Regions from separate parts of the Homo sapiens genome. Here region 2 is linked to region 1. Evidence: chromatin loops called from intact Hi-C (ENCODE). Cell type or tissue: CD14-positive monocyte. All regions are shown on one strand. Each heading gives the region's core, and the rest is flanking DNA. Links, peaks and the distances in the headings are about the cores only. Region 1 overlaps HIVEP3 (HIVEP zinc finger 3). Region 2 overlaps HIVEP3 (HIVEP zinc finger 3).

What was found. Hi-C counts contacts between places; a loop is a spot of excess contacts. Peaks named below come from ENCODE experiments on the same cell type or tissue, not always from the same donor. Only the 100,000 strongest peaks of a DNase experiment are listed, where the experiment ranks them.
Region 2: it touches region 1 in a loop (2.3-fold over the local background); 6 of 110 quality-filtered maps call a loop at or near these places.

What each region holds. Positions count from the first base shown.
Region 1 is chr1:41,800,645-41,806,011 of GRCh38, forward strand. All of the region lies in intron 1 of HIVEP3 (HIVEP zinc finger 3), which reads right to left. Among named protein-coding and RNA genes, the nearest start is that of HIVEP3, 120 kb to the right of the region's middle. RefSeq lists enhancers at 3,842-3,901, 5,362-5,367. In CD14-positive monocyte, for the core only: no CTCF peak of the experiment used is centred there; a DNase peak (open chromatin) is centred at 2,397; H3K4me3 peaks cover 832 bases; H3K27ac peaks cover 3,091 bases.
Region 2 is chr1:41,726,601-41,731,967 of GRCh38, forward strand. All of the region lies in intron 1 of HIVEP3 (HIVEP zinc finger 3), which reads right to left. Among named protein-coding and RNA genes, the nearest start is that of HIVEP3, 190 kb to the right of the region's middle. RefSeq lists an enhancer at 1,757-1,826. In CD14-positive monocyte, for the core only: a CTCF peak has its summit at 316 (motif pointing right); DNase peaks (open chromatin) are centred at 611, 1,031, 2,161, 2,401 and 1 weaker place; H3K4me3 peaks cover 1,568 bases; H3K27ac peaks cover 4,176 bases.

The sequences.
Region 1 (5,367 bases), core at 119-5,118:
GATAATGAAACAGAAGGGAAGGCTCAGAAGCCAGCAGGGAACTCAAATGTGTCCAGTGATAGAGGATGTGGGAAGTCCCCTTGCTATAGAAAATGCAAGAGCAAGGCAGGTGCCCCTTTCACTATATATGCAAAGTACCAAGGGTATCAGAAATGCAAGTGATCAGATGCCTCCCACATAGAGATGGGCTAGGATATGCCCTTCCTGCTTCTCCCATAATGTTCCAGACAGGGCCTATTACCCTGAGACAAAGGAAGGAATTCGTTACCTGCCTACCTAAACTCCCTCCCTCCCTTTCGTCTACATTATCTGGCCCTGAACCATGACTGTGCAGAGAACAAACTACAATTAATGCTATCTTTTACCCACAAGGAGCTACAATTACTAAGTGGAGTTAAATAAAGTCACAAAGGACTTAAAAGCAGGTACGATGAAGGGAGGTCAGAAGACAGGCAGTGTAACCGTGGGCTTATTAGGGCCCAGAAAAGAAGAAGATGCAAGGCTTTTTGCTGAAGGACCCTCTGTGCTGAGCCTGGAAGGAAGAGAGGTCCCTGCAGGAAGAGATTAAGTGAAGATATTATTAAGGTTGAGGGAGTAGCAAAGGGATAGCATAAGAGCAACATCCCCCTCCCTTGCCCCAGGTAATTCCTCCCTTCAATCTGGTCTCCCTTCTTCCCTTTCCAAGGTTCCTCAAGGCCATGCCACCTAGGCTGATGGGTTTTCTTATCTCTCTACTCCCTCCTGCACCCAGCCCTAGGTTGAGTTAATTGGGAATACTAATCATTTGAGAAGAGCTACTAAGACCTGAGAATGCCCCCCAGGTAGTAGTTCCAGCCTTGGTAATTTTAAGACTCTTACAAGAAATTACTGATACTTTTAGCATCTGTTGATTGAGAAAATACACATGTGAAAATAGATATCAGTTCTCCTTATAATAATGCCCCTAGGGAATCAGCTGGGCATGGCAGCATGCGCCTGTAGTCCCAGCTACTCGGGAGGCTGAGGCAGGAGAATGTGTGAACCCGGGAGGCGGAGCTTGCAGTGAGCCGAGATCTCGCCACTGCACTCCGGCCTGGGGCACAGAGTGAGACTCCATCTGAAAAAAATAAAATAAGATAAAAAAAAAATGCCCCTAGGGGTCCAGGAGCAGGTTGAATCCACCAAAAACCACTGATGAGAGGAAATAATCAGCCAATGAAACAGACCCATGCTTTTAGAAGGGCCTTCGTTGCTTTGACCCCAAAAGACAATGAGGGAATTGCAGGATCTGAAGCTGGTATGTCAAGGAGTGGGGGGCAGGGGAGAGGCATACCCTTGGCCCACAGGTCCTACTGGGACACCACTATCCAGCTGCTCTGGGAGAGAAGCAAGGTGTCCAAATGTAAATGCCATGGCGGCTGGGCCTGGCTTGCCTAGCCACAAGTTCAAACTCTGCTCAATGCTGGACTGGTATCATGTCCCTGCCAGTTTAGAAAGCATCTAAGGCAGTTTGGAAAAGCAGTAGACTAGAAACCACTAGTTAAGTAACTTTCAGACTCAGCTACTACCTAGCTTTGGGAGTTTTTCCAAGCTTTTTGTTTTTGTTTTTGGAGACAGAGTCTTGCTCTGTTGCTCAGGCTGGTGTGCAGTGGCGCCATCTCAGCTCACTGCAGTCTCAACTTCCTGGGCTCAAGAGATCCTCCCGACTCAGCCTCCCGAGTAGTTGGGGCCACAGGCATGTGTCACCACACCTGGCTAACTTTTTATTTTTCATAGAGATGGGGGTCTCCTGATATTGCCCAGGCTAGTCTCAAACTCCTGGGCTCAAGCAGTCCTCCTACCTCAGCCTCCTAAAATGCTGGGATTACTGGCATGAACCATTGCACCTGGCCCCAAGCTTTTTTCTTTTTTTGGCTTTCATCTTCAATAAAAAGGTGATGGAGGGTGGGAATAGGAGAGGAATGCTGAACTTGCTCTCCAAGGCATTGCCAAAGTGCCAACATCCTGAGCAAATGATTCTAGTCGACTTACTGTTTCTGAGCCTCAGGCTTCTTACCTGTAAAATGGGAATGACATGTAACAATTAAATGAGATACAAGTTGTGAAAATGACAGTCACATAGCAAGTATCAATTAACATGGGTTTTTCTCTCTTCCTCCCTTCTGTCCTTACAATGACAGATGGTTCTTTCTTCCCAGTCCCATCCCCCTGCTCTTACTGAGTTGCTAATTTGACCTCTGAGTATAAAATGTGTCCACTTTTAGTGACATGAAGCTAGTCCTCCCAGAGAGAGGCATTGCCAAAGTGAGTATGATGACTTCAAACACGCTCAGAAACCCTAGGAAGCAGCTGGCAGGGTGCCCCCACTCCCTGCCCCTGGCAATGCTGGGTTCCTCTTTGGCATTTGTACAGAAGGGAACTGGCCCAAGGCAGAAGGATGGGCCTAGGCTGGTGAGGCCACCTCCCTCCAGGCCTGGCCAAAGCCAAGGCAGGCACAGACAGCAACAACCACCCATTTTGCAACAAACAGGAAACCAGTTTACCAGCCTCAAAAATAGAACAGACAAAAACCCCAAAATATGAGGCTCTGACAGTGGGGCAGCTCAGCTTTCTCACATGGCTTCCTGACAGGCTGCGGAGTATGTGTTGTTATTGTTGCTTTAAATTTCACAGGCGAAAAAGTCTTGCAATGTCTTTATAAAGGTGACCAGCCTCTGGGGCCCAAGACCAGCAGGCAGCCCAGCCAATCATGCTTCCTGCACTGCCAAGGCCCCACCTTCTCAGTCTCTGATCCAGCTACTAATGACCCCAACTGCAAGGGCCACAGAAGCCTTGATTCCTGTCATGTCCTAACAGGATTGGCCCTGACATGTCTGCAAAGTGAGTCTTCCACACCCCAGCATTGCTTTTCCTGTGGCCCCTCACCTGGTGCCATGCCACTCACCCCAAAACTGCTTCCATAGGTACCCAGAGGCCCCACTGGGCCACATGGTCCAAGAGCCACACTGACAATAGGCCTGCAGACATTCCCTCCACGTGAAGCTGGACTCATGCTGTCCCCTCTGCCAAGAACAGTGTTCCTTGCCTGGTACACTCTCCTCAGAAGCAATCATACTGGAATGACATGGTTAGAACAGCAATGTTGCTAAGGACTATGTCACACAAACTCCCCTTGTTGAGGGATCACGGGGAAAATGTATCTTAGGTCTTAGCCCCAGGGAAAGCTGTGCACATCCTGGGCACTGGGTGCATTTTTAATCCTCTGGACATGATGACTAAGAACCGCCTATCGATTATGTTCCCTTTTTGTCTTCATTGTTAGGAAGCACAGTGCCAAACCTGTTCATCACCTCTAGCAGGTTTATGTCCTAACCTGTCCATGGCTTTATTTTAGTTTCTCCTCTTATTTTCCCTTGCATATTATTTCTTTATTAAATTTATTTTACCTTAATGTAGAATGTATATGATCTCAAATCTTTATTTGGAATAAAGTGAGGTATACATAAATAACTGAGCAAACAGCTCCTACTTACTCTGTAAAACCCACTTCGAATGTCCCCACCTCCGATTTCTGCCTAACGACTCCACAAAGGTGGGCTTCCCTCCCCAGTGGTCCCACAGCCCCTGCCTGTACCTGCCTGGATTCACACTCACCCACAGTTCTGTATTTTACTGTTTTCATGGCTCTCCCCACCAACCGACAGAAGGTTCCTGTGTGAAAGCTAAAAGCCCGCCCTCTGCCAAAATCTGCCCAGTGCTGCAGGCACACGGGCTTGTTTAATCCTCAAGACAAACCTGCCAGATAAGGCTGGCTGTGCCCATTTTACAGCTGAAGCAACTGGAGCTAGCCACCACCAGGTGCTCATTCAAGGTCATGTACTATTGAGTGGCAGAACTGATACAGAAGGCTTATCTCCCTAAGGTCACCCAAGACATGAAAAAGAGTTTTTATGTGAAAGAGAGAAAAGGAGAGAGAGGGAAGGGATTTAGATTTCCTTAGATTATCAAATCATTCACTGCAGATGTCAAAGTCATCTGCATCACTGGAACCATTTAAAATATGGCTTGATTCATAACAATTTATCCTCTACGACTATCTAGAAAAATCTACATGTATTTAATTGTGGCAGACTCATGCTGACCCTCCAATAGGCTGGTCAGAGCAAGTGGATTAGAGGAGTTACTCACATGCTAGATTGTTTTAGAGCATCTCCTATCCTCACTCCCTCACCCACTGTGTATACACACATTTTTAAATCCTGGTAAGTAGTTACAGGAAAAAAAATATATACTCAGAAGACAAGAGCTAATTCTGCAAGAAGCTTCTAGGAGAAAACAAAGCCTACTTTCCCGGTAGGCAAGTGCACATGACCCATGAGGCCAATCATTACCCTGGCTTTACAGTGTACAGACAATTAAACTACATGAAATGGCCGGGCGCGGTGGCTCACACCTGTAATCTCAGCACTTTGGGAGGCTGAGGCGGGCACATCGCCTGAGGTCAGAAGTTCGAGACCAGCCTGGCCAACATGGGGAAACCCCATCTCTACTGAAAATACAAAAATTAGCCAAGCTTGGTGGTGCGTGCCTATAATCCCAGCTACTCGGGAGACTGAGGCAGGAGAATTGCTTGAACCCAGGAGGCGGAAGTTGCCAGGAGCCGAGATTATGCCACTGCATTCTAGCCTAGGCAACAGAGTAAGACTCCCTCTCAAGACAAATTTAAAAATAAAAAATCAACTACATGAAACAATTTTTAATATTCCAATTGAGAACCCACTTGGCCTGAGGCCTTTAAATCAAAGTGGCCACTGGTATCTACACGTGCCCTTCCATGGAATGAGGAAGGCAGGACAACAGAGGCTGCTAGGGTCTGGGTTCAAATGGCCTTGGGCAAGCTGGGGGCTCTCCCTCTGCCCCTCGTTTACATGCGTGTGCGTGGGAGATGATAATGACACCACCTCTTAGGGTTGCAGTGAGGACGAAGCTGGCACAGGGATAATGTTGAATAAATCACTGCATCCCAGGCAAGAGGATACGTGACCAAGAGCTGGAGTCCTCTTTGTAGACCTTGTGTTCTTCCATTTTAAAATGAGAACAAGAGCCAGAGAGAAGGGAATAAGGCATAAGCTATGAATGGACGGGAAGGAGAAAGATTTCTGACCCACCTCTTCACAAAAGCAGCCCTTCCATCCTGATGGAGAGCACCTCTTTTGGGGGTCTGATTTGTGTCTCTCAGGCCACCTTACGCCTTGTGTTCTGTGTGTGTGTGTACACGTGCACGCACACACATCTCCTCTGTAAAGCTCATGCACCCAGGTCCTGAGCCTGATTCCCCCCACTCCCTCCCGTGTCTGGTACGTGGTTGAGATCAGTAAGCACAGGTTG
Region 2 (5,367 bases), core at 311-5,310, 74 kb before region 1:
CCAAAATCTTAACTGCTCTGGGATACTGGGACACTGGAGCAGAAGGATTTGGGGCAAGTCTGGAGAGGCCCAAGTGCAATACTGAGACATCTAGAACAATAGGAGAGAGGAGATCAGTTCTTTTGGGGAAGGTCAAAGATAGAGGACAGGTGTGGAGGCTGGCAGGTCTCAGCTGACTAGAGAGAAGAACTTTCTTAAAAAAGGCAGAGCTGTCGAACAATGGAGGGCTGCCCTACCCTGAGTGTTGAGTGCCTGGTGGCTGGCAGTCTGCAGGGAAAATGATGCCTCTGTGCTGGGCATGGGGGCAGGGGCTCTTGCTGTGGTAGAGGGCTGTACATATGGACTCCAGAGGGCGTAAGTGATAATCCTCTCTTCCTTTCTCAGAACCACCTTTCTACAGGCTTTGGTGTCTCAGCGCGGGAGGCACAGATGGCGAGGTCTGCCTTTGGCCAGGTGTGGGCGCCCAGTGTTGGGGGAGAAGACTGCAGGCACAGAAGACTGAACTCACAGGCAGGTCCGGAGATGCAGAGCTGGTGTTCACTGGGTTTTTCTATGTGCTAGTTACTGGAGCTTCACGTGTGTCATCTCCTTCTCTCCTCACACTCTCTGAGGGTGGACTTCCTCCCATCTCATAGATGAGAAAGAGCCTGGGGCCCAGAGAGGCTAAGCAGGGAACCTGGGGCTGCTTGGGATCCTAGGGCGATCTGACAGCCACCTCAGCTTCCCCACCACGAGGGATGAAGCCGGGAGGCAGCCCCTTCCTGTGCCTGACCCCTACCAGCTGGGAAATGTGGCCCAGGCAGGCAAGGCCTCTGGGGATCCCAAAGTGGCAGCAGGCAGTGGGAGCTGAGCAGAGAGGAGTAGGGGTGGGCTGGGGGGACACTGCCAGACGGAAATGAAAGTGGCCTTGAGAAAAAGGAACGAGGGAAGAAAAGCAGAAACTAAAACAAGTGACAAAGAAAACGAGAGTGTCCAGAGGAAGTGGCTGAGGGGCGCGGCGCCGCCGGAGGAATCCCCCGCAGACCGGTGTTTCCTCTCTTCTCAGAGGCCTCGGGGTGGAGGACTAGCTGACCAACTGCTCCGTCACTTTGGGCCAGAGGCAGCCCGGGTGACTTTGGCAAGCATGGCCTCATCCCGCCAGCCTAGGAAGGAGCACCAGACACAGAGCCCCAAGCCCTGGGCTGGAGTCGTAGTCAGCTACTTCCTGCTGGGTCATTCTGGGACATTTATTAGACCTCTCTAGTACCCAGTTTCCTATCTATAAAATGGGTATAACCATCCTGAGCCCACCACACTGCTGGAAGGATCTCCTGAGCAAATGCCCTCATCCAGGGCCTGACGGGTGCATGTTGGGGTAGGTGGGCTGTGCACACAGCGGCAGGGTGCACCTTCAGGATACCTGGGGAACAGACAGGGAGAGTATCCACCATCTTATTGTTGAACAAGAATGCATCAACGCTTGCTGGTCCTTAATCACCCTAGGCTTTGTCAGGCCTGGGAACAAAGGGCTGAATAAGGGCCAGTCTATTCCCAATTACAGACTCTGCATGCAACTCCAGTTCCTTATCCCAGCTCTCCTACTTGGTAGCTGTGCAACCTTGAGCAAGTGACTTGACCTCTCTGAGTATCTTTCTTCACCCATAAAGCTAGAACAATAAGCATATCTGTCTTCTAGGTTGCAAGGAATAAATGAGACCACACTCAATCCAAAGCCAGGCACAAATTCCTCAGCCCCAGCCCAGGGAGTGCCCAGCCTAGAGGGGAGCTGGAGTCCAAGGACATGAGCAGGCTGTAATGATAGACGGCACCCAGGCCTGGGGCACTCAGTGCTGGGCAGGGGATGCGGGGCTGGTTCTGCCAAGGCGACAGAGCAGGGGGAGTAAGGGGGGGTGAAATGTAATCCCAAGGGGACAGCATGAGCAAATGTGCAGGGGAGGGGCCAAAGGCGATATGCTTGGGATCTGCAGAGGGTGGATGAGGCCAGACTTGTTCTCAATCTACAGCCCCACTGACAGTTCTCAGACTGGCCCTGGAAGTGATACGGGCATGCCACTGGGGATGCTACAGTCAGCTCTTAATGCAGGGCTGGCTTCTAGGGTCAGCTTCTACAGCCAGACTTGCCTAGGCTGCAGTTTGTCTCCAGACAGACACGGGAATTCCCCCAAGGGGTGGGCATGGTTCTTGTGAACTGCTGTGGCCTGGGACTGGGCTTAGAGTACAGGCAGCTGCTGCGGTGAAGGTGTCAGAAGGCACAGGCTAGGGTCCCAGAGAGGTTTAGGAGGGGGTTTCTCTGCTGGGTGTTTGCTCAGTGCTGGATGGTGGGTGCTGAGGGCCTCATTTGCATAGGGAGAGCAGCTGCTGTCCCAGCCACACTGCTGCCCACAATCTCCACGTGGCTGCAATCTCGCTCTCAGTCACCATCTCCCACATGGACTAGGGGTTACCCAGGCTGCCTTGGCCACGTGCTTCCCCCAACACACAGCCATCCAGGAACAACCAGAAATCAGACTACTGTCTCCGCCACCCTCAGGGGTTCCATTCAGGGAGTCCACCTCCCAAGGTGGCTGTGGGAATAAAACGAGATCCTGGGGGAAGCAGAGAGCCCAGTGCACAGGGGTGATCAGTAACCGGCAGCCCCTTTCCCTGCCTTTCCCTCTACTTCCAACATTATGTTGTGAAGAACAGGGCAGACCTGGGCCCATGCTATCTCTCACCCTGGCTCTGTGACTTGAGGCAACTCACTCCAACTCTGTAAATCAACTGCTCATCTGCAAAACTGGCAAGAAACTGAGAAGGCACTGGTTCTCAGATTGGCAAAGCTCATCGTCACTGCCTCACTCCCTCAACTCTATGTCCAGGGACCACGGGTTTCCCAGGGTTCCCAAACTTGCTGTTGGCAAAGGGCCTGATATCCGTCACTGACCTTTTTATTCTGAATGGGTCCCCGTTGACTTTAAAGCTGGAATATTCTTAGAGGAATTCTAAACTCCTCCTTTCCAACTCCCTACTCATTTTACAGAAGGAGAAAGTGAAGAGAAGAGAGGGAGAAGGGCCCTGACCGAGGCCACCAGCTTGTAAGTAGCAGCCCTAGGCTTGGGACCAGGGCCTCCTGAAGGTGACAGTCCTTTCAGCCATGTGTCCTTGTTCCTCTAGTTACCTCCAATTAACTCTAGGTAACCCAGCCCAGTCTTTGATTCTGTGTTGAAAGGTGCGAGGTGCTGGAGCCGGGAAGAGGTGCGTTCTTGCTCTCGACAGGAAGTGTCATGTGAGTTTCCGGTTCCCTCTCCTCCACTACCACTCTGGATCCTCACACCAGCCCACAGAGGGAGACAGGAAGGGAGGCACAAAGGCAGGGCAGGGAATACTGTGCCTGTTTTCCAGATGAAGACACGAAGGCCAAGAGAGGGAAAGTGAGTCGGCCAAGGTCCTCCAGCTAGTCGGGGTTGAGCGTGTTTAACCTTAGGAAACGTGACTGCAGAGCAAGGGGCTTTCATCTTCCTGTGGGAATTCGCCCCCTTTCTCACAGGGGCCCTCAAGAGACTAGGCAGGCTCCTCCTGCAAAGGATTCCTCTTTGTCCATTTGAGAGGCCTCACCCCAGGCTCTAGGAGCTGACATGATTCAGCTCAAGGAAGACTCAGTATGAAGGGAGAACCAGGAACCTGGGCCTCTGCCCCTCACCTGTGGCCTTGAACAGGTCACTTCTCCCCTCAAGCCTTGGTGTCCTCCCCTGTAGAGCTGAGGGGGTGAGGAGTAGATGAGCTGATCCTTCAGTTTGCTGCCCTCTTTGACCCGGAAGTGCTGGGCCTGCACAACCCTGCATCCCTGGCACCAGTGCTCCTAGCCCCACCCTGCTCCAGATGCCCAGTGCCTGAAGAGCCAGCTCCCCATCAGCACTCAGTCCTGGGGCAGAGCCAGGCCTGGCAATGCTGGGGGAGACCCTGGAGGGGAACATCATGGGCCACCAGGGGCACGCTGCAAATGCAGCAACTAATGCACCAGGGGCGCCAGGGTGCAATCTATCTAAGCAGTTCTCTCACGCTCTTTGCACGTTAATAATGCATGGGCAGCCGGTGTGGGGGCCATCACAGGCCCAACGTCAGGTGGCATTAGGAGGCCTCTAATGGTCCTGATTATCCGGTGAAGGCTCCCAGTGGGATGTGGGCAGCATGGGCAGGAAGCCAGGATTCCGGGCACTTAGACCCCACAGGTGGGAGGCTGGGGGGTGGGGCAAGAGGACAGCTTCCATAGGCCAGGGTCCTATTCAGGGGATCTAATGGGACTAGCTGAGGCTTCCTGTGGGGGGTGAATTTGTTTGTGAAGAGGAGCAAGGACGCAACTCCCACAGCCAGATCACAAAGAAAGTGGGAAGTCAGAAACCCAGGGCTGAGTGAAACCTCTTAAAATCTCTCCTCTGTGGCGTCTCTGACCAGTGGCTCTGCAGCAAGTGCCTCTAGGGACAAGGAACTCACTACCTCCTAGAGTGACACATGCCCATTCTTTGAACAAGTGTGACTGCCGGGAAAAAGGTGTACTGCGTACAGCTGTCAAGAATGCAAATGCCACTGAGTGTTGGGGGCATGGGTAAGTTGGATAAAGGGGCTGATTTGAGAGACAGAGGTGCTGGGTTCTAATACTGAGGATTCTCCTTGTCCTCAGGCAGCTCCGGAGCCATCAACCTGGCCAGTCTTCACAGCCTACCCCAGTGGCAGACCCCCTGAATCCACCCCAGGGCCCCAGTAAGCCCCCGTGAACCTGTGAACTTTGCATTTCTATGCTCAACACTCAGGGTGAGCAGTCCAGAAAAAACAACCCATGCACAGCAGGTGCTGGGGGTAGTCAGGCTTCAAGATGCCTCCAAATGGTTCTCATCTCTGAGTATTCACACTGAATGGAACTGACCTATGTAACTAACAGGATGTCGTGGGAATGACAGGCATGACTTCCATGGCTAGGTCATAAAGAGATTGTGGCTTCTACCTTGCTCTCTCTTGGACCCCAGTTGCTGGAGGAAGCCATCTGCCATGTCAAACAGCCTATGGAGATGCCCATGTGGGGAAGAATGGAGGTCCCCTGCCAACAATCAGCTTTGACATGCCAAGCCTGTGAGGGAGCCATCTGGAAAGGGAGTCTTCCAGCCCCAATCAGGCCTTCAGATGACTGCAGCCCTGGCCAGCTCCTTGACTGCAACCTCATGACAGACCTTGAGCAAGAACTGCTCAGCTAAGCTGCTTCTGAATTCTTAACCTACAGAAATGTCTAATGCTTTAAGAAGCAAAGTATGGGGTAATTTACCACATGCAATAGATAACAAAACCATGTGCAATAAATACTGGTTAAACAAGTGAATGATTCCCCTGACCGAGTGT